2 separate regions of the Homo sapiens genome follow, and region 2 is linked to region 1. Evidence: read pairs that join two places in POLR2A ChIA-PET (ENCODE). Cell type or tissue: OCI-LY7. All regions are shown on one strand. Links, peaks and the distances in the headings refer to the core of each region. The heading gives the core; the rest is flanking DNA. Region 1 has its middle 120 kb from the start of LINC00877. Region 2 overlaps LINC00877 (long intergenic non-protein coding RNA 877).

Region 1 (15,736 bases), core at 2,711-10,710:
TTGTTCTGTTTGTACCCTCCTGGGTGGTGGCACAAGGGAGAGAATCTGAGGTCTTTCAGTCAAAACATCAGGGGTCGACTAGGCATGGTGGCTCACACCTGTAATTCCAGCACTTTGGGAGGCTGAGGTGGGAGGATCACCTTAGGTCGAGAGTTTGAGATCAGTCTGGACAACATGGTAAAACCCTGTCTCTACTAAAAATACAAAAACTAGCCAGGTGTGGTGGTGCACACCTGTAAACTCAGCTACGTGGGAGGCTGAGGCAGGAGAATTACTTGAACCAGGGAGGCAGATGTTGCAGTAAGCTGAGATAGCACCACTGCACTCCAGCCTGGGTGACAGAGTGAAACCCTGTCTCAAAAAAAAAAAAAAAAAAAAAAAGTGAGGGGTCATCAGGTGCAGCTGCCTTCACTTTGTACCATCAGGCCCATTCTATCTTTGATACATGATACCACGCAGTTCTACCTTCAGGAGACAGTCTTTGTTATTTCTCTACTTCTCTGTGCATGCGTGTGTGTGTGTGTGTGTGTGTGTGTGTGTGTGTGTGTGTGTGTGTTTTCTCCATAAGAATATGTAAGTTCTTCCAGAATAAGGAACCCTACCTCCCACCGAGTCTATCTTCCACCCCACCCGCCCCCGAGCAGCAGACTCTGAGACAGGAGTTTCAGTACACACTGTTGATTTGGAAAGTGATCCCACTAGGGGAGTTGGGAAATGAGACAGGGAAGAGAAGGAAGCCAATTTTGTGTGTTGCTGAGTGGGTTTTCACTGCAGACAACTGGGAACCTTCAGAAGACTGTGCAGAACCTACCAGGGTTAAGGCCCGCAAGGGGCAAGGAAGCTGATGCTTACCCTCCAATGCTCATTCATCATCAGCTGGGGCTGCTCTTGGGAGTATCAACTCCTGAGCACTTGCAGCCCAACATGTGTGCAGAGGAGAAAACCCTCAGGCAGAGATCACAGAGGACTTCGTAGGCGTGTAAGGAAGTCAGGGCCAACAGGATATGGGGGAAGCACAAGGCTTATGATTGTGGGCTTTGCAGTTAGAAAGTCCTGGATCCGAATTTTGGTTCAGCCAGTTGTGAGATTCTGGCAAGTTCCTTTTCTCTCTGAAGCTCATTTGCCTCCTTTGTAAATTAGAGATAATAATAGTCTACCTCACAAGGTTTTGATTCAAAATGAAACACTTACATGAAACGTTCGGTACATGCCTGGTGTGTGGGAAGCACCTGTGACCGTAACTGCCTTGTGCCATTTTAAGATTAGCACAGGACCAGCGCTGATAGCTATTGCTTGAATTGACTTTGAAATCTCAGTGAATGCTGGCACACTGCATTATGTTGTGTACACATTTTCATATCATGATTTTGACAGATTTGCACATGCTTTTGTTCTTTCTTTTTTTTTTTTTTTTTTTTTGGTAGCTCATTGTGGTTTTAACTTGAGTCTCCCTAATAACTAATGATGTCAAAACTGTTCTCATGTGCTTATTTGCCACATGTATTTTTTTTTTTTTTTTTTTGAGACAGAACCTTGCTCTGTTGCTTAGGCTGGAGTGCAGTAGCACCATCTCGGCTCACCGTAACCTCTGCATCCCGGGTTCAAGCAGTTCTTGTCTCAGCCTCCCAAGTAGCTGGGATTATAGGCACCCACCACCAGGCCCAGCTAATTTTTGTATTTTTAGTAGAGATGGGGTTTCACCATGTTGGCCAGGCTGGTCTTGAACTCCTGACAAGTGATCCACCCACCTCGGCCTCCCAAAGTGCTGAGATTACAGGCGTGAGCCACCGCGCCCACTGCCACCTGCTTTTGATACATCCTGGAACGTAAAGTATCTATTGGGTGTCAGATTGTAACTATGCGCCTGGGTGCACAGCCCCTTGCCTTTCTGGGTTTTGGTCCACAGAAAGCTAAGATATAAAGAGGGGAGGTATTCAGCTATTCAGAGGGGTTGAGAGACCAAGGAGAAGAAACGAGAGGGAGATGGTAGAGGAGACCCTCCCTTGAGGCTGCCCATCATTGTAGACAGATGGTTACTAAGGAGGAAGAGCCTGCATCATCTGGCGGCTGCTACAGGTGTGTCTGGCAGCTAAAAGTCAGACAGCTCAGGAAAAGGACTGTACCTTCCCATACTTCTAAATGTCAAGAGCAAGAGAGGGGCTCCCTGTGAAAGCCTTCTTAAAACAGAGCTAGCCTCAAGCATGATCCGGATATTAATCCTAACTTAATCTTGCATCACGTAAGGATTCTACTGAGCATAAAGGTCTTCAAACATAATATTCTTTGAATCCCAGTCTCCTCTGGGCATCACAGTGCTAGTTGTCTCAGCCTAGATTCTCTAGAAAACAGAGCTGGAGGCAAATGATTATACACTAATATTTTATTGGGAAGTGCAGTCCCAGGGATGATAGAGTGAGGGGAAACAGGAATGAGGTCAGGAATGAATGACAGCAAATATAAGAAGGTGCATGCCAAGTTGGCATGGAAAGCGATCGATTGCTCCAATTTGTCACTGTCCTCCGACAGGTTGTACACACATCTTAGGACAGTGTGCGCTCATTGGGAGGACAGTATCAGAGTTTATCCTTTCCAATAAGTTCTCCCAATTTATCATTTGACCAGCTTCTGTCCCTCACTGATCAAAGTGTTAACCACCCTGCTCACTTCCAGGTCACACATGTTGGGGTCTAGGCCACCTGGTGTCTCAGCAGCAACAGAGATGCCTTAGGGCAGGAGAGAAGAAGAGAGTCCTCAGCATAGGAGGCAAAGTCAGGCATGGGGCAAGAGCTGTTGGGTCGTGCTCAAGCAGGTGGTGTCAAAAACTCTCTCCTTGACCAAACTCTAGCCAGGCTCCTTTGAGCTCTTCGTCAACAAGGCCCCATCTTTGGGCATGTCCTCAAGAGCTCTTTCTCTTTTTTGAGACAGGGTCTTTCTCTGTCACCCAGGCTGGAGTGCAGTGGTGTGAACTTGGCTCACTGCAACCTCTGCCTCCTGGGTTTAAGCGATTCTCCTGCCTCAACCTCCTCAGTAGCTGATTACAGGCAATGCGCCACCATGCCCAGCTAATTTTTTGTATTTTTTTAGTAGAGACGGGGTTTCGCTGTGTTGGCCAGGCTGGTTTCAAACTATGGACCTCAAGTGATCTACCCACCTCAGCCTCCAAAGGTGCCGGTAATACAGGAATTACAAAGTGCCATGGCTGGCCAAGAGCCCAATTTTATCGAGAATCCTACTGTGTTTCTCCGGCCCATTTATTGAGTGACCCAAAAGGCTACCAGTTTTGAGTGAGGTCCAGAACAGGAGAAGGTTCTGCAATAGGTCCAGGCAGCTGTGCAAGCTGCTCTGCCATTTGGGCCATATGACCCAGCAGATCCAATGGTGCTTGAGGTGTCAGTGGCAGGTAGGGATGCCGTTTGTAGCCTTTGGCAGGCCTCCATAGGTGAATTGCAATGGAGGCTTCTAGGATTTTGGATCTAAGCCCTGTCATCTTCTGCAGATAACTACTCTCCTTTTGAGAGACAGCTCTTGGCCTATTACTGGGCTTTGGTAGAAACTGAACATTTGACTATGAGTCATCAAGTCACCATGCAACCTGAACTGCCTATCACGAACTGGGTGCTTTCTGACACATCTAGCCATAAAGTGAGTCACGCACAGCAGCATTCCATCATCAGATGAAAGTGGCATATACGTGATCAGGCTTGAGCAGGTCCTGAAGGCACAAGTAAGTTACATTAGGAAGTGGCTCAAATGCCCATGGTCTCCACTCCTGCCACCCTGCCTTCTCACCCCCAGCCTGCCCTGATGGCCTCGTGGGGAGTTCCCTCTGATCAGCTGACAGAGGAAGAGAAGACTAGGGCCTGGTTCACAGATGGTTCTGCATAATATGCAGGCACCACCCGAAAGTGGACAGCTGTAGCACTACAGCCCCTTTCTAGGACATCCCTGAAGGACGGCAGTGAAGGGAAATCTTCCGAGTGGGCAGAACTTCGAGCAGTGCACCTGGTTGTGCACTTTGCATGGAAGGAGAAATGGTCTGATGTGTGATTATATACTGATTTCATGGGCTGTATAGCCAATGGTTTGGCTGGATGGTCAGGGACTTGGAAGAAGCATGATTGGAAAATTTGTGACAAAGAAATCTGGGGAAGAGGTATGGACCTCTCTGAGTGGTCAAAAACTGTGAAGACATTTGTATCTCGTGTGAGTGCTCACCAACAGATGACCTCAGCAGAGAAGGATTTTAATAATCAAGTGGATAGTATGACCCGTTCTGTGGACACCACTCAGCCTCTTTTCCCAGCCACCCCTGTTATCACTCAATGGGCCCATGAACAAAGTGGCCATGGTGGTAGGGATGGGCTCAGCAACATGGACTTCCACTCATCAAGGCTGACCTGGCTACAGCCACTGCTGAGTGCCCAATTTGCCAGCAGTAGAGACCAACACTGAGCCCTCGATATGGCACCATTCCTCGGGGTGATCAGCCAGCTACCTGGTGGCAGATTGATTATATTGGACCTCTTCAAATCACGTAAAGTGCAGAGGTTTGTCCTCACTGGAATAGACACTTACTCTGTTATGGGTTTGCCTATCCTGCATGCAATGCTTCTGCCAAGACTACCATCTGTGGACTCGTGGAATGCCTTATCCACCATCATGGTAATTCCACACAGCATTGCCTCTGACCAAGGCACTCACTTTACAGGGAAGAAGTGCAGCAGTGGGATCATGCTCATGGAATTCATTGGTCTTACCATGTTCCCCATCATCCTGAAGTAGCTGGATTGACAGACTGGTGGAATGGCTTTTTGGAGTTACAATTACAACACCAACTAGGTGACAATACGTTGCAGGGCTGAAGCAAAGTTCTCCAGAAGGCCATGTATGCTCTGAATCAACGTCCAATATATGGCACTGTTTCTCCCATAGCCAGGATTCACTGGTCCAGGAATCAAGGGGTGGAAGTGGAAGTGGCACCACTCACCATCACCCCTAGTGATCCACTAGAAAAATTTTTGCTTCCTGTTTCCACGACATTATGTTCTATTGGCCTAGAGGTCTTAGTTCCAAAGGGAGGAATGCTACCACAAGGCGACACAACAACAATCCCATTAAACTGGAAGTTAAGAGTGCCACCTGGACACTTTGGGCTCCTCCTACCTTTAAGTCAACAGGCTAAGAAGGGAGTTACAATGTTGGCTGGGGTGATCGACCCAGACTATCAAGATGAAATCAGTCTACTACTCCACAACGGAGGTAAGGAAGAGTATGCATGGAATACAGGAGATCCATTAGGGCATCTCTTAGTATCACCATGCCCTGTGACTAAGGTCAATGGGAAGCTACAACAGCCCAATCCAGGCAGGACTACAAATAACCCAGACCTTTCAGGAATGAAGGTTTGGGTCACTCCGTCAGGAAAAAAACCACGATCTTCTGGGGTGCTTGCTGAAGGAAAAGGGAATACAGAATGGGTAGTAAAAGAAGGTAGTCATCAATACCAGCTACGACCACGTGACCAGCTGCAGAAACAAGGACTGTAATTGTCATGCGTATTTCCTCCTTCTTTTGTTAAAAACATGTTTGTGCATGTGTACACTTGTACTAAGAAAATATCTTCATTTTATTTCTTTTCTCCTTTATCATGTGACAAGATTTATTGACTTCACATCAGCATTTAACTATTTGGGTTGGGGATTGGTGAGTTTCCGCTTGTATTATGTTAGGCGTAATTATGACCTTATTATTGTCTTTATTTGAAGATTATGTATGATCTCAGGATAGGTGTGTGGGTTCAAGTTGACAAGTGGTGGACTTGGGATGGTTAATACTGAGTGTCAACTTGATTGGATTGAAGGATACAAAGTATTAATCCTGAATGTGTCTGTAAGGGTGTTGCCAAAGGAGATTAACATTTGAGTCAATGGGCTGGGAAAGGCAGACCTACCCTAAATCTGGGTGGGCACAATCTAATCAGCTGCCAGCTCAACTAGAATAAAAAGCAGGCAGGAAAATATGAAAGGAGAGACTGGCCGGCCGGGCGCGGTGGCTCACGCCTGTAATCCCAACACTTTGGGAGGCCAAGTGGGGTGGATCACGAGGTCAGGAGATCCAGACCATGGTGAAACCCCGTCTCTACTAGAAATACAAAAAATTTGCCAGGCGCGGTGGCAGACGCCTGTAGTCCCAGTTACTCAGGAGGCTGAGGCAGGAGAATGGTGTGAACCCGGGAGGCAGAGCTTGCAGTGAGCTGAGATCGTGCCACTGCACTCCAGCCTGGGCAAAAGAGCGAGACTCCATCTCAAAAAAAAAAAAAACAAAAGAAAAGAAAAGAGAGACTGGCCTAGCCTTCCAGCCTACATCTTTCTCCTGTGCTGGATGCTTCCTGCCCTTGAACATCAGACTCCAAGTTCTTCAGTTTTGGAACTTGGACTGGCTCTCCTTGCTCCTCAGCCTGCAGATGACCTGTTTTGGGACCTTGTGATTGTGTGAGTTAATACTGAATAAACTTCCCTTTATATATATATATATATATATATATATATATATATATATATATATATACACACACACACACACACACACACACATACATATATTTTATATATACAAAGGGGGCATATATATATATATATATATATATATATATATATATATATATATTCCATTAGTTCTGTCCCTCTAGAGAACACTGACTAATACACCTACAAAGTCAATTTGGCCAGAATTCCTCACTCTCCATATCCAATCACCCTCCTCATCTGGCACCATATCAGATGATGTCTGATCACTCTGGCCTGCCTTCAGCAAGAATCCCATTATGTCAGTTTAATGAAGAATTACCTTACCCTCAGAGATTTTCCACCCACCAACTTCTCGCTGGCTATAAATCCCCACCCTTCCTTGTTGCATTTTCAGAGCTGAGAAAGAAAAGGAACTTTTTATCTGAGGAATGCCAGTCCATTAAAAAACCCGGCCCAGAGAGGCATTGAAATGTGACAGAAGGCTCAGATCACCTGCCCTCCTTGAGCTAAGTAATCTGCCTGCTACCTGGACTCTAGACTGAGTGTCCTCACCAAGAAGCTATAAATTAACCTAACAATGCCTCACACTGGACACCATGACCCACACCCTACAGTTCAACAATATAGTGTCAATTACTCATCAATGTTATTTCTGCAAACCAGTGAGAATTCCTGAGGAACAACCTTTGTAATCTCTCCCTCTTTGAATTCGCCCTTTTTTCTTTAAAAACACTAGCCTCTCCTTTATTCTCCAGAGCATTTCCCAGCATTTTCCAGACTGTAGTCCTCAAACTTGTCCCAGATAAACTCAACTGTATTAATTTTACCTCCGTTTCTTTCTTTAGGTAGACAGGGTTGAACCCAATCTCTCTCCCCTACTGCAAAACCCCATCGTAGCAGTCACCTGAATAAGGTGTTCCTTCTCGCCTTTCATGAGTGTCGGAATAGTTTATCTTTAACAGTGATCAGACCACACAGTGGTGAGTCCAATATGCAGGAGAGGTGCCTGATACACTAGTTTGAGACTTATTTCCATAGGAAATACTGGACTCTGAGTAATAATTAAAGCCTTTTTTTTTCCAAGCATTTACTTTGCAACCAGACACTTTTCTAGGCTCTTTATCCTATTAGCTGATTTAGTACCATTTTCAGAAAAGGAAACCCAGGCACCAAGAGTTGAAGTTATCTAACGCAAGATCACTCAGTGAGTAACTGCTGGAGCCTGAATCTCAACCCTGGTAGACCAGCTTCACAGCCTGTTGTCTAACCCATTACACTTAATAGACACAGAACAACATAACAGCATACAGGACACCCTGGTCCAGTCCCCTACCAGCCACAGGATCCAGGGCAAGGACGGCAATCTCTGTGCCCTGGGTTCATTCATCTGTACAATGCAAATGAGCATACATCGGAATTTTACAAGCACAAACATTTTGAAACAAGTCACAGAATATGCTAGCTTCGGTGCCTGACTCTGAATAAACACACACTCTATTTTATGTGTTGTTCTTGTTATCATTATTACCAATCTCTTTTAAGTGTTTTCTTTTACCTGAAATGGTGCTCACTGAATTGAATGCAACTTCTTGGCACAAAGAATCACAATGAGCTCTTTCAAGTTTCAATTTTCGTCACCTTTGCCTCCCGAGCAGCACACACATATAGAAAGTGCTGTAAGGATTAGCCACAGAGCATGCAGTGACTCCGTCTCCTTCCTGTGAAATCCAAATTGAGTGAGCTGAGATGCCCCAGGGATAGAAGAGAGATGTTTGGATAATTGCTGATCATTCACAGGCATAAAATAAACCTTTGAAGGAGACCTCATCCTTATACTAGATTATCATAATGCTTTAACGAAATCTTTGACTTTAAAAATGTCTTGTAAATTTGGTTTGAATGCTTGTATTAGGTTTAATATCATCTTATTTTTCTGTTTTATGAATCATGTCAGTTTTTCTCTGGAGCTTGAAAGAACTGCTATCCATTAACGGAACAAAAAGTTGTTAAGCAGGTCGGTCATCCTGTCACATCATAGGGAGATGCTTACCCTACCTGGGGTTTGTTTCACGTGCTTATTTGGGTATGGGACAAGGACAGATTAATCCCACAGCTGACCCTCAGCCCTGCCCCCTCTTGAAACCCTCCTGAGGCTATCTCCAGAATGTTCCTTATCAGAATACACATCACTCTCCTCTGTCCATGGTAGCTGATTTCTGCATAGCCACACATCAATAGTTCATTGATTGACTGAGTGTAAAAGGAAAGGTTCCACAAAAGTAAATTTTTCGGCTAAATGGAGCTTATCCTTGTAAGCAACACATTTAAAATTTTTAATTATATTTGAAAGAAATGTTGCTAGGAGGTATGTGCCCAAGTCAGAAATAATTTGGTTATGAGTGACAAAAAACCTACTCAGACTAGCATAGGTAAAATGGGGTTTATGGAGCAGACAGAGGGGTGTCTCATGGAATCCAAGAACAAAAAGTGACCAAGGCTTCTAAGAAGCAGGAAAATCATCACACACTCGCTGGTCCAACAGTACTCTTGGGGACTGCACTGTCACCCTGGCTGGAGTGCAGTGGCACAATCACAGCTCATTGCAGCCTTGACCTCTCAGGCTCAAGTGTTCCTCCCAACTCAGCCTCCCAAGTACCTGTGTGTGCCACCATGCCAGCTAATTTTTGTATATTTTGCAGACACAGGGTTTTGCCATGTTGCCCAGGCTGGTCTCAAACACCTGGGCTCAAGCGATCCTTCCGCCACAGCCTCCCAAAGTGCTAGATTACAGGCAAGAGCCACCACACCCAGCCCTCATTTTCCCCTTTTTAAGAACTCTATGAGTTAGATTCCATCAACTTCCATATTCCAGGTATAGGAACAGGAGCTCAGAAAGGTTGTTATGTCCCTAGGTCACACAGCTGGTAGCAGGTGCTAGAGCTGGGAGTCAAACCTAAGCCTCCCAAAGTGCTGGGATTACAGGCATAAGCCACTGCACCTGGTCTCTGATTCTTTTTTTTTTTTTTTTTAAGATGGAGTCTCTGTCACCCAGGCTGGAGTACACTGGCAAAATCTTGGCTCACTGCAACCTCCGCCTCCTGGGTTCAAGTGATTCTCCTGCCTCAGCCTCCCGAGTAGCTGGAATTACAGGAGCCCACCACCACACCCAGCTAATTTTTGTATTTTTAGTAGAGACAGGGTTTAAACATGTTGGCCAGGCTGGTCTTGAACTCCTGACCTCAAGTGATCCAACCTCCTTGGCCTCCCAAAGTGCTGGGATTACAGGCGTGAGCCACCGCACCTAGCCCAGCCTCTGATTCTTGATTAACAAACCATAATAGTCACAATTCAGAGTCCTAATCAGTCATCTGTGAGGCAGGAAGCGGTGTTTGGGCACCAGCTCTGGCTCAGACCAACACTGCAAAATTAAACATTTGTGAGTGGTTCTTAGGCAAGGATGAGGGAAGTTCTATCTCAAGGGAGTATTAGGAAATAGATGAGGGCATTGTTGATTGTCACAGTGACTTGGAGGAGGGCCACTACTGACATTTAGTACATAGGAGCCAGGGGCACTTAATGTCCTCCACTGTATGCAACAGCCCCACAAATGAATTGTTCTCACCTCACATCCCTCCCTCACTCAACCCACCAATGCCAATAGTGTTCATACTAAGAAACACAGAATCCCAGGGAGCTTCATTTCACTTTCCCAAAGGAGTAGCCTTAGCTCTTTGGGCCACTACAGTTTTTAAACTCTGTGGCGTAACCATGACTGTGTGATATCTTGGTACACAGAGGCCCTCTGGTCGTGATTTGTGCTGCTAGGCAAACATTCTGATCATCCCCATTCTGGACACACGGAAGGGTAGGAGCAATGTGTCCAGCAATGGGCAATGAGCTGTGAGCCAGAGAGCACGCCCCTTCTGCAATGAACAATGAATTGTCAATGAACAATCCACAAAGGTGCTCTTTTTTCCTGGCCACAGCTGGAGACGTTGTAACAATGGCTGCTCCATGAGTATGGGTCCTAGAGGGAAGACAGTGATAATTCAGAGTAGAACCTCCTGCCTCTCAATGATGAACATGTGTATAGGTGAAAAATAAACCTTCATTATGTTAAGTCACTGAGATGTCGGGGACTGTTTGTTACTGCAGCAAACCCAGCCAGTCCTGACAAATACAGGCTCTCAGAATTGCTATGTGCCAGGAACTCTTAAGTACTTAACAGTGTTAACTCATTTAATTCTTACAACTTTATGAAGTAGATGCTACTATCATCCTTCCTCACTGTATAGATGAGAAAACTGAGGAACAGAGAGGTTAAGTTGCTCATTGAAGTGACAGTAAGTGATGGTGCTGGTATTTAAACCCAGGCAGTCTGGCTTCAGAGCCATATCTTAACTACAATGCTGTACTGCCTCTTGAGTTTTATGTAGCAGGTGCTTCCACGCTAAATGACTTTAAACTACTGTGCTTCAGTTATCTAATTTCTGCTTTCCATGTAGTTAACAATTTTGATTCTTTATTCGTGTTGGTTGTCACTTTTTGCCATTGTCATCATACCTGCTGCTAGCAATAACTCCTTCTTTTTTCTCTTCTAATATGCTGTTTCTAATCCATTATGGACTAGGAAACCAGACAATTAAGCTTGTTATGCACGTTATAATTGTGACTAATTGAGCCCGGCCACCTTGATAGTCAACATCGCTCTATCCCACCTCCACCCACCTTGCTCACACTTTTGTAATTGTGTGATTGGTGGCTCTTGTATCTTCCCTCTAGAGAGCATGCTCTTTTGAGGAAAGGTAATGAGCTCAATTCACCTTCGTGTCTCTCTGTCCCCTTCCCCCAGCACCCAGCACAATGCTTTCCATGTGTTAGGTGACTAATAAATATCTGCTAAGACTATTAAGTAATTAAGTTCTGAGTAATGGCCCAAGAGCTTGCCTATAAGTTAATTAGATGGGCTTTGCTGCTAGCCTGTGGGACATCCGTTTTAGCTGTCTAGGTGCCTCTGGGATTTTCTCAGTTGTGTCTTGGATACTTAAGATTATAGGACAAAGAGATCAATTAATTCCTTCATTTAGTCTCTCGGTAGGTGTTTATTGAGTTTCTACTGTAATATTAAAAATACTAGCAACTTATATGTCCTGGATATTTACCATGGGCAAGTAATATTTGAAGCACTTTATAAGTGTTAATTTATGTTACACTCACAACAATCCGATGAGGTAGGGACTGTTGTCATCATCCCAAAGGCTGAAGAAACTGAGTCACAGAAAGCAAGTTTCCCAAGGCCTCATGGCTACTGAGAAGTGGAGTTAGACTAGTCAGGTGCTGGACCTATAGGAGGACAAGACAGAGAAGACGTTTACCCTCAGGGGGTTGACATTTTTGTGGGAAGGCCAGATATGAAACAAATAAGCATATAAATCTACTAACTGATTGTAGGTTGTGATAAGTGTTCTGAAAAGAATCAGCAGTGTGCTATAATAGAAAATAAAGCAAGGGACATAGGAGCATGGTCCCACAGGGCGTCTAGGAGTGGGTGCATTAGCTTATCTATTGTTGGATAACAAACTACCCCAAAAATGTAGTGCTTAAAATAATAGACCTTTACTATCTCCCAGTTTCTGTGGGTCAGGGATTTTTGAGAGGCTCATCTGCGTAGTCCCAGCTTGGGGTTTCCCACTAGATTGTAGTCAAGATGTTGCCTGGCTGGAGCTGCAGTCATCCAAAGGCTCGACTGGGGCTAGTGGATCTGTTTCCAAGGTGATTCATTATATCAAACAGGGTTCTCTCAGACAAGCAGAACCAGTAGCAACGATATAGATCACAGAGTTGGGGGGATGGTTATAAGTCTCTTTCCAGGTATAAAGCTCTCCCTACATCTGATGCTAGACCTTGAAATCCACAGAGCAAGCAATCAGGAAGGAAAGGCCACAAGCAAATGGAAACCCCACCAGCACAAGCTAGAGCTCCACAAGGATAGACTGAAACTCATGTTCTTTGTGGTGAGGGCATCCTACAGAGGTTGGGCATTTGTTCCAGATCTGAACACACACACCTGGCCCAGCTCCTGCATCACATCAACAAGGTGAGTCAGCAGGTGAGTAACAATGTATTTGCAATACAAAATTGCTGTTGCCCCCAGTACCACTACCCCCTACTCCAAGTCACTGAGACTCTCCCTCATGGCCAACCCTAACTGGAAACATACAAATAAGGGGATTCTGTAGTTCAGCCTAGTTAAGCTGACACACTGCAAACCCATCACATCATGACACTCACTCCAGTGGCTCTTAAAGGCCTCAGTTCCTCCTCGGCTGTTGGCAAGAGGCCCAGTCCCTCACCACGTTGGCCCTCATTAGGGCTGCTTGACTGTCCTCATGACACGACAGTGACAGCTGGCTGCTCCCGGAGTGAATGGCCCAGAAAGAGAATGAGGAGAAGACGGCAATGCCTTTCATAGCCTAGTCTTGGAAGTCGCCTATTGTCACTTCTCCAGTATTCTATTCATTACAAGTGGGTCATTGAGTTCAGAACACATGCAAGGGGAGGACAATTAGGCTCCACCTTTTGAAGAGAGCAGGGTCAAAGATTTACGGGTGTATTTTAAAACCAGGAGACAGTATTTAAGCTATGGGGAAGGCAGCAATTTGAAGAGCCAGAGAAGAGTGTTTTGGGGCAGAGGTGACATCAGGAGACCCTGAAGAGTTTGATGTGTGTCTTTTGCTGTGTGTTTGTTTGCTGTCCTCTTAAGGTCAGCGTGGCTAGAGCCTCATGGGCCAGCCCCTGGGGAAAGCTGCCTAACGTGAGGCTGGGCCTCCTCAATTGTGAGGAGCAATTTGTGTTTTATTCCAAGTGCAACAAGACACCATCATGAGGTCACAAGAAGAGGGACACAGTCTGGTTTGCGTTTTTGAGGTATTGCTGTGGCTGCTTTATGGGGAGTGGATTGGAGGAGGATAGAGTAGATGCAGGGAGCCCAGAAGGGGCATCAAAACACCATGCCTCTTCTTGTTCAAGCTCTATTGTTTATTTGGTCAATTCTTGTAAGCTTTCTGAACCCCTTTCGTCAACTGTCAAATGAGGTGACTACTCCTTGCACACCTCCCTGAACCACTGCAGGACTCACAAAGAGAATGTATGTGGAGACACACTGCAAAATGCAAAATGTTCTGCAATGCAGCCGGAGAACTTTTGCCTGACTTGCTCTGGGTTAATACCACTTCCAGAGTTAGGTAGTTTAACTCCAAAAGAGCGCAATCATCAGGAGAAGCCTATTTTTAGCTTCAGTGTATCTATTAGTACAATTGCTACTCAACACTTCAACAGAGTTGATACCCACCTAAGTATTTAAATGACCAAGAACCATCACATCGCTGGGGGCAATGCTGTGAGATCACTGTAACATCCCAGCAATCATTCATGACAACTCATACCACCTGGCCATGTGGCATTGCCTGGCTTAAGTTAGTGTCCTGGAGGCAGAGCCTAAGATGGGGACTTTTGAGCAGGTGGTCTATGGAGGTGGCGCTTCAGGGTAACCTGCAGCAGAGTGAGGGAAGCAGGATCAGGCAGGAGAGCGAGCAGGCAGATGGTGGTTTCAGGAGGGAACTGGCCTGAGTATGATCCTCTGGGGAGCTCTGGAGCATGAAGCATGAATTGCAGAGGTTATCCTGCCCGGAGGCAAGAAGGCTTGGCTGGTATACAACATCCTCTTGGCATGATTGGAATAATCTCTTGTAGTTTAACACATCACCGCAAGAACTAATGACTTAAAACAACAGTCATCTTCTTGTACACAGATGTTCATAGCAGTATTATTCACAACAGCCGGAAGGTGAAAGCAATGCAGGTGTCCATTGCCAGGTGAAAGGATAATCAAAATGTGGTATATACATACTATGGAATATTATTTAGCCTTAAAAAGGAAGAAAATTCTGACATGCTACAACATGGATGAACTTGGAAGGCATTATGCTAAGTCAAGTAAGCCAGTCACAAGAAGGCAAATATGGTATGAGTCTACTTATATGAGCTGCGTAGAGTGGTCAAATTCATGGAGATGAAAAGTAGAATGATGCTTGACTGGAGGGAGGTGGGAATGGGGAGTTGTTTAATGGCTATGAAATCTCAGTTTTACAAGATGAAAAAGCTGATTGGTTATACAACAATGTGAATATATTAACACTATCTACTTGACTGTACACTTTAAAATGGTTACAATGATAAATTCCCCATTATGTGGGATTTTTTTATTTTGTTTTTGTTTTGGAGACAGGGTCTTGTTCTATCACCCAGGCTGGAGTGTAGTGGCAGAATCATGGCTCACTATAGCCTTGAACTCCTGAGCTGAAGTAATTCTCCTGTCTCAGCCTCCCAAGTAGCTGGGACTACAGGCACACACCACCACGCCTGGCTAATGTTTTTTTTTTGTTTTGTTTGTTTTGTTTTGTTTTTTTTTCTTGTAGAGACAGGGATCTCGCTATGTTGCTCAGGCAGGTCTCGAACTCCTGGGCTCAAGAGATCTGCCTACCTTGGCCTCCCAAAGTGCTAGGATTACAGATGTGAACCACTTTGCCCAGCCTTGTTATGTGTATTTTACCACAATTAAAATAAAAAGTAAAATTTTAAACAACAGTAATCATTTATTATCTGTCACTGTCTCTGTGGGTCACAAATTTGAGGGTGGCTCAGCTGGGCTGCGCCAGGCTGTTCTCACTCAGGGTCTTTCATGAGGGTACAGGCAGATGGCAGTTAGGGCTTAGCTGTCTTGAAAGTTTCTTCACACATGTGTCTTGTAGCTGGGCTGAGAAGACTCAAACAGCTGGGGCTCCTTAGGGGTCTCTATCTCTACCTCAGTGTGGTGGCTTCCCGGTCATTGAGCTTCTTACATCACGGCTCAGACTCCAAGGCACATGTCCTGAGGGACAGACAGAGACAGAGAGGCAGGCCGAAGCCGTATTGTTGCTTACAATCTAGTTTGGAAGGTACATTAGTCTCCTAGGACTGCTGTAACAAAGGACCACAAGTTGGGTGGTTTAAAACAACAGAAATTTGGTCTCTCACAGTGCTGGAGGCCAGAAGTCTGAAATCCAGGTGTTGGCAGAGCTGCACTCCCTCTCAAAGCTCCAGTGGAGAATCCTTCCTTGCTTCTTCCAGCTTCTGGTGTTGCCAGCAATCCTTGGCACTCTGTCTTGTAG
Region 2 (15,736 bases), core at 3,897-11,896, 64 kb before region 1:
TCCCCAGTGCTCTGGGCTAATTGGACCTGAGATAGGGAGATGACTTCAGGCTTGGAGAGGCATTTTTCTCTTCCTTCTTGGCAAGGATCCAGGACCAGGGGATCATCGAGGACCACAGAAGAGAGAGGCGAGAGGGCCCTTGAGCAGCCAGCATTCACAATTCAGAATGTCTAGTGGGCTTGGGCTTTGGAGCCACCAGAGGGATGATGGCATCTTTCATAGGGTTCTTGTTATCCTTTATTTTACAAAGCACAGAGGCAATGACAGCCCCAAATGGATTAGATGCTCAAGAGCCCTCCTGGGCCACTTTTCCTTCGTCCATCGGGATCTTCAGTTCAAAGGCCCACAAGTGTCTTTGCTCAAATCCTTTCAAGCCAAACTCTAGCCAGCCCTCTAAATCCTTCCAAAGAAAAACGGAGGAGGGCTTAGGAGAAGACTATACCCACTCAGCTAATGAATGATGTCTTGGCTTGCCTGCCTAGGCAACAATCTAGGGTCAAGGATTGCAAGCCCAAATGCCTACAAGGGCTAGGCCGGAAATGCAATGAGCCAGGAGGGGTGCATATGAAGAAACCAGGAATGGTGGTGTCAAAGGGGCAGCTTTGGCTGATTGTTGCCCTGTGGGTTTATGGACACAGCCTTCCCAGATCCTAGGTGTTGGGGGACATTCTAAGAAAGCAATGTCTTAAAATAATAATAACAGGTTTTATAAAGCATGTACTGTGTGCTAGACACTGTTCTAAGCACTTTACTTGTTTTACCTTACTTGCTTCTCACCATGACCTGGTGATGAAGTACTGTAATTTTCCCCATTTCACAGATGGGGAAACCAAGGCACAGGGAGATGAAATAACTTACCCGAGGTCTTTCGGCTGGCAAAATGACAGAGCTGGGATTTGAATCTAGGCAGTGTGGCTCCAATTCCACGTTCCTAACCACCATGCTCTATCTACTGCTGGCCAGAAAAGATCCTCCCACATGATCCAGTCTTCAAAGGCAGCAAAGGCACGTGCAAGCTTTCTTGTGCTTTGAATCTCTCTGACTTTCCTTCCGCTATCAGACAGGAAAAACTCTACTTTTAAAGGTTTCACCTAATTGGGTCAGGCCTACCTGAATAATTTTTGTAATTTAAGGTTGACTGACTTGCCACTTTAATCCCATCAGCAAAGTCCCTTCCCAGCAGTGTGTAGACTCATGTCTCATTAAATATCCAGGGGATGGGAATTTGTGGGTTGGGGGGTGGGGGGTTCAGATTTAGAATTCTGCATACCACAGCACTTAAAAACTTTTTAAAAACCTCATTTATGATAAACAAACACACCTGCAGGGCAGGGGTTTCTAACCTGTGGGCCAATTCTTTTGTTTATTTGATAAATCTTTACGTAGCACCCACTGGGTGACAGCATTGTGCTAGGTGCTGGGAACACAGCATTTTACATGGCAGACAAGTCCTCCACCCTGATCTTCCAGATAGCTTATGGCTAAGGCAATCATGATCCCTGGGCTCCATTCCTGATTCTCTGGTTGAGTATTTATTTGTCTTCAGTTACATGCCCCACAAACCCTGTTTGTTTTTTCCTCCACCTTGAATATTCATAACCACGAATTGCTCCGATTTCCTAATCAGTCTCCCATGTGAGGTACATTTAAACAGGGACCACATCTAACACCTCTGTTCTGATGTCTTGGCCAAAGCAAATAAAATTACGAATGAACAGGAGGCTGCTAAATTCCCAGTGCCAGGAGACAGCTGCTATCGACAGGGCAACCTGAAGTCCCTGATCCAGGACACCAGATGTGGACTGGCACTGGGAGGGCAGGAAGAGCTTTGGTGATTTCCCGAATGCCAATTTTTGTGAGTCCTGTGGTTTGAGATTTCAGGCATCCTCCTCTCACTCACAGTAGCTTTCTAAAAGGAGGGCATTTCCACCTCCATTTGGGGCTTAAAATTCCGGAGAGCTTGAGATGTTACCTGCTGCTAAAATATGATTATGCACAACCAAATGGCCTGATCCAATATGCACAGCCTTATGGTCTAATATTCTCATTAATTCAATTTCATTAGTATTTCCTGAGCCCCTTGCATTAGATGCTTTAGGAATTTAAGTGGTTTCCTCACCTCTTACCAGCCCTCTTCTCAGCACACAGTTCACCTACACATAGCATCCTATATGGCCCAGAAATGGATCTGTATATTTTAAAAATATATCTATTTGCCAATACCCAGCAAAGTGTGACATCCCAGGAGAAATAGAATAATGCAGATGTGGTTTAAGTAGTGACCCCCTTGGCTGGAATTAATCTCTCCCTTCTCCATGCTCCTCTTAACACTGACTCCCAAATGCTGGGATTAGCATGGGGATAAAACCTGACCCTGAGGTGTAGTTGCACTTGACTGAGAATTACCTCCCTTCTCTTGATACCTGGGAAAATGTTGCCAGGCTTCTGTAGAGTTCTCTCCTGCAACTCCAGCAGGTCCAGAGATCACGGGCAGGCCACCAGGGTTTTATCTGCATAAATGTTTAATGGACCTATTGGGATAGTCAGTGACAAATGTTGAGTGGGACCCACAGAACTAAAACTATTTTTTAAAAAAGGAGTTGGGGGTTATAGCCCACCCCTCCACCCTCAAGATGGGGCCCTGGATATTAATAATAATGAGAGCTAATATTTACTGGGAACTCACTCTGTGCATGCACGTGCTTGGCATGGGCTTATATCATCTCGTTTAATCCTCATCAGAACCCTAAGAGGTAGATTCTATTATTACCAGCACCTTAAAGATGAAGAAACCAGGGCACCTAGGACTTGCACATCTGTCCAGGGTAATGCAGGCAGCAAGGTGGGAGAGAACCCAGTTGCACGCCAGCCAGTCAGAGGGCATCAGTTCATACCAGCTGGCAGAGATCATCCAGGGAGAACAGGATGAAGCGACGTCCAGCACCTTTCCCAGACCAGCCTGCCAGTGTAACAAGAGAGGGAGGAAGATCTTTGAGACTGAAAAAAACAAGCATATTTTATTTTTTTAATTTCAATGTTAGCATTGAGGGGCTGGCTGGGAACAGGCAGAGAAATGAGTTCTGGGCCTCTCCCAAGAGAGAGTGCTTACGGTTTTACTTAGTTTTAATTTTCTCTCCTGATGAAAAATTTGCCATGGTTAGAGAGGCACCAAATAAACAGAACTGTGACCGATGTTTTGCAATTTCCTTAGCGGATTCCACATATTTTTTAGAGTTCCATCAATATTTCAACAGTTGCAACCTGGTTCCCCCTCTGGGAAGCTGTGGTGGAGTCACGGTCCCCTGACATCCTGCTTCCCTCACACAGCAGAGGCTGGGCTTGTGTCTAGGGTCCTGAGATTTGAGAAATGTTGTTGGGAAGAGGGGCAGGCAGTATTGGGGCCCTGCCATAAGCTCTCAGCTCTCAGCTGCACCCACGAAAGCAGGTACTGCACACTGCTGGGTCTCTCTGCTTCTGGGCATTTTCCTTGGCCTCTGAGCCCCCAAAAAATACAGATGGGTGGCCCAACACCCCGTCCATGCCCCCAGGTAGGATAACTTGAAGGCACCTTCCACACTATGTCCCAGAGCTCTTCAGAATGAGCTCAACTGACCATAAGAACTTGCCTGACAGTGCCCCTCCTGGCCTGTTTCCCTTCCCCATCTCAACATCCTCACTCCCCCATTTGCCCTTCTTCCCAAATAAACCACTTGCACTCAAATCTTCACCTCGGGGTCTGATTGTGGGGAGACTGAACCTAGGAGCAGTCAGAGGGGTTCCAAGCCAGAGAGGGCTGCCAGGGAAATTCAGATTAACAGCAAGGATCAGGCTGGGCATGGTGGCTCATGCCTGTAATCCCAGCACTTTGGGAGTCCAAGGAGGGTGGATCACTTGAAGTCAGGAGTTCAAGACCAGCCTGGCCAACATGGTGAAACGCCATCTCTACTGAAAATACAGAAATTAGCCAGATGTGGTGGCACATGCCTGTAATCCCAGCTACTCAGGAGGCTGAGGCAGGAGAATCGCTTGAACCCGGGAGGCAGAGGTTGCAGTGAGCCGAGATCGTGCTACTACACTCTAGCCTAGGAGACAGAGCGAGACTCCATCTCAAAAAAACAAAACAACAACAACAAAAAACCCAGAAAGGATCGGAAACCTGGCAAACGGTCGTGTCAATAACGCCAGAAAAAGAAGATTCAGAAAGACTCACCCAAAAACACCAACCTGGAGGAGCCCTGATTCAGAGGGCCAGGTGTTTGCTACGACTAACACATCTCTGCTCTTGCGTCATCATAAGCTTGAGGGCGCCTTCCAGAGACATGAGTGGTCAACACTTCCAGGAAGCAGGGGCTGGCTGGGGTTGAGGTATCCCGCCTTCCTTGGGTCATTGCTGGTGTGTGTGTGTATGTGCAGTGGCGGAGACTGACCTAGAACACAAGAAGAACTCCAAGGACAAGGCTAAGCCTCTTCCAGACTGGGCACACATGGAGAAATGGAAAAAGGCAGGCGATTAGCACATCCTGGCAGCAGAGACAGACGTGGGCTTTGAGAAGAGTTGCTGGCAGGATTCTCCCACTCAATCGCACTTGGCACAGCAGACGCAAGGACCCCGTCTTACTATTCCTTTCCTTCTGAGCCAGAATCAACGCCATGAGTAGGGGCTTTTTTCCCTTCATTCCACAGGTTCAGGTTCAGCACCCCCATTTCTGCAACTCGATTCACTCTCAATTCACTCTTTTTCTGCTTTTCTAGTTAAATTCACTCAATTCACTCTTTTTCTGCTTTTCTAGTTAAAGATCCAGCTGGGGAAGGCCCTTGGTACCCAAGCCTTCAAGCACAAATATTGGTGGAGGCTCACTAAGTGGCAGACTGTGCTGAGTGCTTTAAATGCATGATCACATTAAATTCTATGTATTTGTTTGTTTATTCATTCATTCATTTAAGAGATATGGTCTCTCTCTGTTGCCCAGGCTGGAGTGCAGTGGCACAATCATGTCTCACTGTAGCCTCGACTTCCTGGGCTCAAGAGATCCTCCCACCTCAGGCTCTGGAGTAGCTAGGACTACAGGCATGTCCCACCACCCCCAGCTAATTACGTATTTATTATTATTTTTATTTTGTAAAGACATGGTCTCACTAAAGTGCCCAGGCTGGTTTCAAACTCCTGGCCTCAAGCGATCCTCCCACCTTGGCCCCCCAGTGCCCTGGAATTACAGGCATAAGCCACCACGCCTGACCTAAATTCTCTTCAAAATCCTACTTTGCTCTACTTCACAGTGAGAAAACTGAAGCACAGGAAGGTTGAATTATAGGCCTGAAGTCACACAGTCAGTGTAGCCCATCTGGAATTGGACTTTCAGATTAGTTGCCTCTGAACCTTGAGCTCTTAACCACTCTGTTAATTTGTTTCCTGGGTGTGTTTTGTGTTTGTGTGTGTGTGTGTTTTTGTTTTTGTTTTGTTGTTGCTGTTGTTGTTGTAGATATTACTATCTGAGGTAGGTAATGATCCTAAATAGACCTTGGATTTTTAAACCGCTTTACGGTTTACAAAGCCCTTACATCTCCATTATTATATAATATAACCCTCACCATAACTCATTGAGCCCTATAGGGCAAGAATTATTAAAACATAGTGCTTAGCACAGTACGTAAACAGTACCCACGAGTAACAGTAGCATCTTTCACCTTTTACAAATGAGGAAACTGAGTCTCTGTTTAAGTGACTTGCCAGAGACCCCCAGCAAGTGAAGAGCCGTATCTTGTGAACATGTTCTCTCCTGCTTTGGCAACCGCATCCTCTCTAGTTGTCCACACTCTCTTGGGTAATGCTGGATGGCACAATAGCTAGGACCACCTTCACTCTGATACTCAGAATCTCTACTGTGACTTCAGGGTAGTGGGCATCTGCTAATCTCACCTTTGTAGCCGGCATTTATGTTAAGAGGCTCTTGCTGAAGGCTTCTGTCCTACCTTGGCTAGACTACATTTCTCATTCCCCTATACTTGACTAGGGATGTGCTATCGTTTTTCTGGTTGATAATCTACTAACATTTCTTAGAGTCGATGTTCTAAGAGACACAGTTTAAAAAACACACCTAGTACAATCCTACTTTTAAAAACATATATATATTTAAAAATATATATTATATTTATATTTTAAAATATATATTATATTTATATTTAAATATAAAATAAGTTATGTTGTTATATATAATTATTATATAATATAGCTTATATATAATAATAATATATATTATATGTAACTATATATTATAGTTATATATAATATAACTATATATTATAGTTATATTATATATAACTATATTATAGTTATATTATATATAACTATATTATAGTTATATTATAATATAACTATATAGTTATATTAAATATAACTATATATTATAGTTATATTATATTATAGTTATATATAACTATATATTATAGTTATATTATATTATAGTTATATTATATATAACTATATATTATAGTTATATTATATATAACTATATATTATAGTTATATTATATATAACTATATATTATAGTTATATTATATATAACTATATATTATAGTTATATTATATATAACTATTATATATAGTTATATATTATATATAACTATTATATTTAGTTATATTATATATAACTATTATATTTAGTTATATTATATATAACTATTATATTTAGTTATATTATATATAACTATTATATTTAGTTATATTATATATAACTATTATATTTAGTTATATTATATATAACTATTATATTTAGTTATATTATATATAACTATTATATTTGGTTATATTATATATAACTATTATATTTGGTTATATTATATATAACTATTATATTTGGTTATATTATATATAACTATTATATTTGGTTATATTATATATAACTATAATATATAGTTATATTATATATAACTATAATATATAGTTATATAATATATAACTATATATAGCTATATTATATAATAATTATTATATAATATAAATTATTATATGTAATTATATATTACTGTTATATATAATAATGTTCTCTTCCCATTGGCTAGGCACATGTCTCTGCATGTGCCTAGCCAATGGGAAGAGAGCAGGTGGTCTGCCCCCTGGACCCTCCCCTCTAGTTTGTCCACATTCTCTTCCCCCAACTCCCTGCATGTAGCTCACCCTGGGGCTCTTTCTCTTTCTACACCCAGTGGCAAGCACGGAACGTTCCACCAGCATGTCCCTGCATCCTCTCTCTTCTTTAGAGCCTGCTGGGTGATTTTCTCTGGAATGCACAGAGCTTTCAAAAAAGTGTTTATTCCCTACTTTAAGCCCAGCACGGAAATCAGAAACAGGATGTCAAAAAGTACAAAGAGCTTAGGTTGCAATTCTGCTGGAATGCAAACCCAGGAAACTTCCTTTCTTTCTGGAGAAGTCATAATGGGATGGCTGGAAATTAACTTGGACTTTTCTGGGGCATGGGAAAGAGGAGACAGAAGCACACATATGGCTCATTGGGACCGCTCTGCCAGGAAAGCTGCTGCTGTGCTGAATGATGACATGTGGACTTGGGCCATTCCTGTGGTATTGGGCCACAAATTCTGGGAGGCCACAGATATGAGGAGGAAAGAGAGGAGGTTTGGCGATTTTATGGTCCACATTTCCCATGTTTAAGATGAATAGGTCCAATCACACTGGGACAGTGGTTCTCACCTACGGGTAATTTTGTCCCCCACTCGTGATGTTTTTAGTTGTCATAACTAGGGGGCAAGGAGAAGGCTACTGGCACCTAACGGGTAGAGGCCAGGATGCTGCGCCACATCCTACAATCCCTGAGACATACTACCCAGGCAAATGCCAGTCATGCCAAGGTTGAGATCACCTACTCTCAGACATCTTGAACTTTCCTACTGAATTAACCCTATCAGCAGAGAGCAGTGGGAAGAGAAAACATACACTTTCAGTGTTTTGAGGTTGTAAAGATGATATTACTTCAAGGTGTTTTATCTGAAAACCTCAAAATATCACATTATACCCCAATCCACAACTCATTCATTTGTTCATTCATTCATTTAACTAATAGTTACTGAGCATCTATTATGTGCAATGCCTGTACTGGGCTCTTCTTTTGCTTTGCTATAGTAAGTCCCCCTTATTATTCAGGTGTTGGTGGAAACATCACACCCTCAGAGAACCTTCTCTGGGACCATCCCATCCACAGCAGCCACTACTGACTTGTCACTATCAGTCTCTTGAGCAATTTCAGCTTAGTACTTGCACAATTCATGATTTTTTTAGTTAACTATCTGTCTCCTTTATGGTCTGCAGTTTCTATGAAGAGAGAGGCCAGGCTTGTCTATTTTTAGACACAGTCCCCAGCTCTGGGCTAAGTCCTTTTAAATGCATGATCTTTCCATGATCCCCATTTTATAGGTAAGAAAACTGAGGCACAGTTTATTCATTTATTTGCCAAATGAATGGATAAATAGCACCCCCCGCCCCCGCCTCAGAAGATGTGCTGTATTCATGCTGTACCTTATCTGTAGCTTATATACTGGCCAGTTTCATGTTCCTGGGGGTCATGACCTAATTTGAGAGGTTTGGGGAAATGAGCAGTCTACTTGGGACCTAACGCAGGCCTGCAACTTCCTCCTGAGGCAAGCTGTTTGATCTTGGGTAAGTCAAATCCTCATTCTGAGCCTCATGCACTTGTGTGCCAAAAATACACATATTTTCTAAAAGGTAGGATTGTACTAGGTCTGTTTTTTAAACTATGTCCCTTAGAACATTGATTCTAAGAACTGTTACTAGATTTTCAAGCAGAAAAATAATGACACGTCCCTGGTCAAGTACTTGTGGGAAATGTTTTAAATAATGATAGATTTTCTTTAATGCAGGACTTGTCAGAGCCTTCATATGCTACCACACAATGTGAATGCCCAGGAGGAAACATGTCTTTTTCATTGTTTTCCAAACATATCTGCTCAAGGAAATTCATTTATGTGAAGCACATTGAAGGATCTGAATTGCACGCATACCTTGGGCAATGCTACGTGGCACAATAGCTAGTACCGCCTTCACTCTGATACTCAGAATCTCTACTGTGACTTCAGGGTAGTGGGTATCTGCTATTCTCAGCTCTGCATCTGCCATTTGTGTTAAGAGACTCTTGCTGAAGTCTCCTCTTCTGCCTGGGCTCAACCACATTTCTCATCCCCCTATCCCTGGGAGAGAGACATGTGCCTAGCCAATGGGAGAAGAGCAGGTGGCCTGCCCCCTGGAACCTCCCCTCTAGGTTGTCCACATTCTCCTCTCCCAACTCTCAGCAAGATGCTAGGATCCAGTGAGGCATTCCAAAGCCCTGGGAACAGTGAGTCACAGATGGAAAGAATCTAGACCTCTGAAAGCTGCCCTACCCCCTGATTGGACTGAGACGGGAGCGAGAAGTAAGCCCGCTCTTGCATGAAGCTGCTGAGATCCAGGACTCATTCATGATGGCAGTTAGCCCAGGCTGACCACTGGGGCTTATTCAAGGAAAACAGAGTCCCACTCAGCCCCTACCACAACCCTGTTAAACATGAATGGGAGGATGAATAGGTGACTTCTTTTTTTTTTCCTCACCTCATGTCTCAGACCACAAGGCCACTGCTCACATGAACAGGTGCCTTCCATTTCCCAGTGTCGGTAACCAGAGGCAATGAAAGACACCTGAGGAAGACATAACACTGTCCCCAAGGCAGCAGAGCCTTTAATAATGATAACTGATGCTCACAGAGCCACTCTCCTACCTTTCTTCAAAAAGAAAAGGTATCAAAAGAGAAGGAAGAAAAAAATCCCAGTAATCTGTGCCCTGTGGTCAAGCACTGTCCAAGCTTTGGATGGCCATTGTCAGTTTCCCTGGGATGGAGTCTCTCTTGATACTTGTCAAGACACTGGCACATCCCACCTGCCAGTAGTTAAGATGCTGACAGCTCTTGCTGACCAGGTGTGGGAGCAGTGAACTGTGCAGGACCAGGTCTCTACTAGCCACCTGGTATTGGGTTGCTGTGTACCTGGGGCTGCTGGGCACTGCTGAGATCATGGAGCATCCCTGCTTGGGGCCAGCAACCTCTGTGCCCAGCCACAGGGAGAGGCAAGTCCTTGCTGCCTCTCCCAGCAGCCTGCATGTCTTGGATTTGGCACTGAGGACACTTCGGGAGGAGGAGGCAGACCAGGACAGGCTGAGTTCAGCTCCATCTGTCTCCGGCTTCTGTTTGGCATCTTGGCTGTGCTGTAGGAGCCCTCTGCAGTTCCGTGCCTCTCTCAGCAGCTGCTCAATAGGAGACAGGAAAATTGCTCTCCCTTCAGTGTACTAGTCTAGTTAGGAGGCATCCCCAGGAATCCATAGGAGGGAAGGAGTCCAGGATGGCCAAGACCAAAAGACAAAAACACACCTAAGCCCAGCCAAACCTGGCAGGCATTTGAATTTCCAAACTGAGTCTTGTCTTTCTTTCTTTTCCACTCAGCATGGCTGCTCCAAGCTGAGATATTAGCCCAGATAAACTCAACATGAAAATCATAATCCGGCAAGTCATGGCCATTCTTGTCAATTCTCTTAAAGGTTAATCTGCTTTTCTCCTTATTAATGAAGGGCCTCGGAAATGCAGCCGGGCCTCTCCCGTGTTTTGGTAGATTTGGGCTAATAGGTTATTTTATTTCCATGGTAACAGCTTCCAGTGTTACAGGAAGATAATTTTCCAGACAAAAGATTTGTGGGTCTTATTATTCTGCAGGGATCTGACTGTGAAGGCTGGGAAAGTGGGTTCACAGGCTACCCAGGATTGCAAGTTCCACCCATTCTGGGGCACCTGTTTGCCTCTGGCTTCTGGGTCTTGAAGCTTGTTAGGTGCCATGTATTGTAGGAAATTGGCAGGAACTGAATAGGAAACTGGCAGGGACTGAATAAAGACATCCTTTGAAAGACAATACCCTAAATTCATTCTCATATCAGGCAATGAGGTTGGAATGAGAAGTGGCTTGTATTATAGAAATCGCTGGCACAACAGGGGTCTCTGCCCTATGGGGTGAGCTGGGAGCTGTCCTTATAGTGAGGGGCACCCTACAAGGTGCCTCTAAGCAGAGCCATCACCCCCTACACCTCTCAGTCTCAGGGTAGACTGGCAGCATTCTCGCCTCCCAGGCATTCAGCACCCAGTTCAGCAACTGCCAGGTACCAGGCTAGTCAGAGGAAGACAAAAGATGAACAAATTGGCATGCCCCCTCCTCTAAAGGAGCTTAGAGTTTACTGGTGTGTTAGGGGATGGGTGGGTTAAAATAAAATAGGGGAAAGAAAACAGGCAATGGCCATACTTTGTGATATGTGTTACAATTGGAACATCCTGGGTCCAGGGAGCATAGGGAGGTCAGGAAAGACACACAGAGAAAGAGCTCTTTGAGGGAGACTTTGAGAGCAGTGTAGAAGCAAAAGCTTTTCAAGCATTGACTAAATGATTTGTATGAACAAAGCACTACTCTAGGTCCTGGGGATCCAAACATAGATAAAGCCAGACAGAGTCTCTATATACACCATGGGAGGGTAAAGAGACAATAATCAATACTGCAATTTAAGGTTGCAACTGAGAGTAGTGCCCCCCACAAGGGGGAAGTTCTTAATGCAAAGAGATGCAATGAGATGGAAACTGACCAAGACAGGACTCTCCCATATGGTTGGGCAGGCTGTACACTGCACAACTCTAGGGGGAGCCAGTCACATCATAGACATTATAAATTTGAATATTTATTATGACAGTTTTCTGGAATGTGGCATCCCAAATGTCTTAAGAAAGGGGTGCCATTCCTTAAATTGAACAAAATTAATTCTATGGCCTAGTGGAGCTCCTGCCAGGAAGAAAAGGAAAGTCTTCCCCCCGTAAGGGACAAGCTCTAGGATCTGAAGAGTGGGTAGGAGCTCAGAGGGTAAAGAGACAGAAAAAAGGATGTCCTGGATGCAGGGAACAGCAGGTGCTTGTTGAGGTCATTGTATCCCAGAGACTGAAAAGCAGCCAGGGAGGTTGCAGCAAGTAGAATGGGGAGCACGGTGCTGGGGAGTTGCAGCAAGTAGAATGGGGAGCACAGTGAGGCTGGAGAAGGCAGCAGGAGGTAAATCGCACAGGGCTAGGTCAGCATTTCACCTCCCTACTTAGAGTTTCCAGTGGCACAGGACACCTGGGGGCCCTGGACCTCCGGACAGGAATAAGTGGGTAAATTAGATGCAGCCGTGAGAAGGAGCCTTTGGTTAGTTATGGAAACGAGGCAAAATTGGTGGCCCATAGACTAATGATTATGAGAGTCTGGTCTGTGGATCACCCACATCAGAAGCCCCTGGGATGCCTGTTGCAAATGCAGCCTCCTGAGTCCCCCACAAGACCTACCACAGTTGACTCTCTGGGGCAAGGGCAGGAATCTGCTTTTACCATATGAAGCCATGTAATGTTTTTGCAACCCAAGTTTCAGAATGCCTGGGTTATGCTAGTGTCTGTTCAGCTACATTCTGATCCTTATTCTGCCCTTCCTAGCTATGAAATTTTAGGCAAGTTCAAGGCTTTCCTTGGATTTATTTCTTTATTGATCTGATGAGTTCCATAACATCTGCGCCCCCCCACCCATTTTTTTTTTTTTTTTGAGACTAGGTCTTGCACTGTTGCCCAGGCTGGAGTGGATCTCAGCTCACTGCAGCTTCATCTTCCTGGGCTCTAGTGATCCTCCCACTTCAGCCTCTGGAGTAGCTGGGACTACAGGCGTGTGCCACCATGCCCCGCTAATTTTTGTTTTTGTTTGTAGAGATGGGCTTTTGCCATATCGCCCAGCCTGTGACATTTCTTACAAGAGGATGATTTGTGGTGTTTGTTTTGAGAAGGAGTCTTGTTCTGTCATCCAGGCTGGAGTGCAGTGGGGCAATCTCGGCTCACTGCAACCTCCACCTCCTGGGTTCAAGTGATTCTCCTGCCTCAGCCTCCTGAGTAGCTGGGATTATAGTCATGTGTCACAATGCCAGGCTAATTATTTTGTATTTTTAGTAGAGACAGGATTTTGCATGTTGGCAAGGCTGGCCTCGAACTCCTGACCTCAAGTGATCTGCCCGCCTCAGCCTCCCAAAGTGCTGGGATTACAGGCCAGAGCCACCGCACCCAGCCTAATGATTTGTTCATTATTGCCCAATGTTCCTTGAGGAATGATTCTGTCAAGGAGGCAAAGAAGTTTCATCTTATGTGTCACATCTACTTCCTTACGAGTGGCTGCTAAAAGTATATACAGCAGTCCCCTGCTTATCCTCTGTTTCACTTACCTGCAGTCAACTAGTCTGAAAATATTCAATGGAAAATTCCAGAAATAAACAATTCATGAGTTTTCAATTGTACGCCGTTCTGAGTAATGTGATGAAATATCATGCTGCTCCTCCCCACCCTGTCCCACCTGGGACCTGAATCCTCCCTTTGTCCAGAGTATCCACACTGTATACACTACTCGCCCACTAGTCATTTAGGAGCATCTCAGTTATCAGGCCAACTGTCATGGCATCACAGTGCTTATGTTCAAGGAGCCCTTACTTTACTCAATAATGGCCCCAAAGGGCAGGAGTAGTGATGCTGGTGATTCAGATTGCCAAAGAGAAGCCATAAAGTGCTTCCTTTAAGTGAAATGGTGAAAGTTCTCAATTTGTGGAAAGAAAAAAAAAATCCTATGCTGAGGTTGCTAAGATCTATGGTAAGAATGGATTTTCTATCCATAAAATTGTGAAGAAGGGAAAGGAAAGTAGTGCAAACTGTATACAGGCTTCCATACATTCCACAGTTCCAGGCATCCACTGGGGGTCTGGGAACATATTTCTAGTGCATATGGGGTACTACCGCATTGATTGACTAAAGATGGCTGTCACAAGCATTGAAAGGGAGGTGGTGAAACATCAAGTCTCCAGCTACACATATCTTATATGAGAAGTCAGCCATCAGAGCAGCCTTCCAGACCACCTGAAGTAGCACAGTGCACCTCCCTCCCTAACGCATCTCCATGTCATTTCCATCACAGCCTTTATTACAATCTGTAGCCCTCTTGTTTATTTAGTTGCTCACTTGTTTCTTTCTCTAGTCTTTTTCCCCTTGCTGACTATAAGCTCCATGAAGACAGGGCTGTGTCTCTTTGATTCACCACTGTCTCCCTCACGCTATGCACAAAGTAGGTGTGCATTAAGCAAGTATTCAATGTATGAATAAAGGCATCAGGGCTTGCCATCCCTGAACTCAACGCCTGGCACCATGCAAAGCACAGAAGACACAGGGCCACTTGACAAAGACCAACATCCAATTAGGGAGATAAGACCTATCCAGAAGGAGGAATCAAACTCAAGCCAAATGAAAGAAGCAAAAACACAGAAACAGAAAAGGAAGGAAGGAAGGAAGGAAGGAGGGAGGGAGGGAGGGAGGGAAAGAGAATCAATCCCTTCAACCAGAATTCTGTAAAGATACAATGAAGTGATCAATGTCAACTTGCTATGATTGATTGAAATGTTATCATTCAACCAACTGTGTTACCAATTAACACAAATTTTGCCATCTTGTGTTACCACTGGGGGAAATTGGGGAAACATGGATCTCTCTGTATTGCTTCTTACAATTTGAGGTGAAACTAAGTATCTCAAAATTTAAAAGCTTTTTAGAAAAGAAAAAATTCCACAATTTCCAATGTACTTGAAAGTTGGAAGCTGAACCAAAGGGCACTTCAGCCCCACAGATTCCACTCCTTGTCTCAACCCTTCCCCCACCACAATGTGACCAAATTGTTTACAGTCCATTCTCCCAGAGGCTCCTGGCATCTCTTGTAAACCACAATCTGTTAGACTGTAGCTTCAGCAAAGATTTCTGGAAGACATCACTGAAATTCTGAGTGTCCAATGTGGGCATGAAGCCAGTTTTCTAGCTTCCAGCCTGTCCAAATCTGAGGCTATTACAGTATTCAAATGGCAGCCTGTGAACTCACATTTCAAGGAGACTGTTCCTCTTGCATCCTGGACTTCCACCATGGAAGGTTCACGTCCTTGAGTCTAATGACTTGGTCCTCACCAGGCTTCCTTGCTGGAACATAAGCACCACGAGGACAGAAATACTGGTGGGTTCCCTGCTGTTGCCCCTCGCCCACAGTGCCTATCACATCAGTGTCCCCATAGTGGCCATTTGCAGTTCCTACCTGTTCAACATCCATTTGTTGTTCTGCTGATAAAAGCATTCTTGTTTTTCCTTTGGGGAGCCACCCCTCCCGCGTTGCAGACAGTCTGAGGGGCAGGGGGAGTTTAATTCAAAGTGCCCTCGTTTCTGCCCTGGCCAAGGGGAAGCAGGAGACCCGAGGCAATCAGAATTGGTAAATGCCAAGCACTAGATTTTTGCTAAAAATATATTAAAAGACACGTTCTCTCTTTCCCCTACAGTTATTGTTCTGATAGAATATCAGCGGGGAGCTACTGAGGACCTCCTCACTACCCTCCCTTGGAAGAGTTTGTCTGCAATGGAGCCAACACAGTGGAAAGCAGAGCTGAGAAATGGACAAACAACTCCTGATGCCTCATTTGAGCACCTGGATTTAGCCATGTCTGAAGCTATTATATCCTTGAACTTTTGAATCATGTAGGTTACCATAATTCCTTTTTTGTTAAAGCTAATTTGAGTTGGGTTTCTATCACTTGCAATCAACAATTGACCAGGTGCTTAGTACATA

Evidence for each region. ChIA-PET counts read pairs that join two places held together with the same protein. Peaks named below come from ENCODE experiments on the same cell type or tissue, not always from the same donor. Only the 100,000 strongest peaks of a DNase experiment are listed, where the experiment ranks them.
Region 2: POLR2A ChIA-PET joins it to region 1 with 22 read pairs; 4 of 35 experiments call an interaction of 5 or more read pairs at or near these places.

What each region holds. Positions count from the first base shown.
Region 1 is chr3:71,970,683-71,986,418 of GRCh38, reverse strand. No RefSeq gene overlaps it. Among named protein-coding and RNA genes, the nearest start is that of LINC00877, 120 kb to the left of the region's middle. RefSeq lists enhancers at 3,418-3,767, 4,008-4,097, 3,137-4,336, 6,967-7,641 and a silencer at 12,154-12,336. In OCI-LY7, for the core only: no CTCF peak of the experiment used is centred there; a DNase peak (open chromatin) is centred at 9,928; H3K4me3 peaks cover 512 bases; H3K27ac peaks cover 355 bases.
Region 2 is chr3:72,036,234-72,051,969 of GRCh38, reverse strand. It overlaps LINC00877 (long intergenic non-protein coding RNA 877), which reads left to right. Exons shown (of 7, transcript NR_104116.1): 7 at 15,450-15,736. Among named protein-coding and RNA genes, the nearest start is that of LINC00877, 56 kb to the left of the region's middle. RefSeq lists an enhancer at 3,918-4,418. In OCI-LY7, for the core only: a CTCF peak has its summit at 11,746; a DNase peak (open chromatin) is centred at 8,639.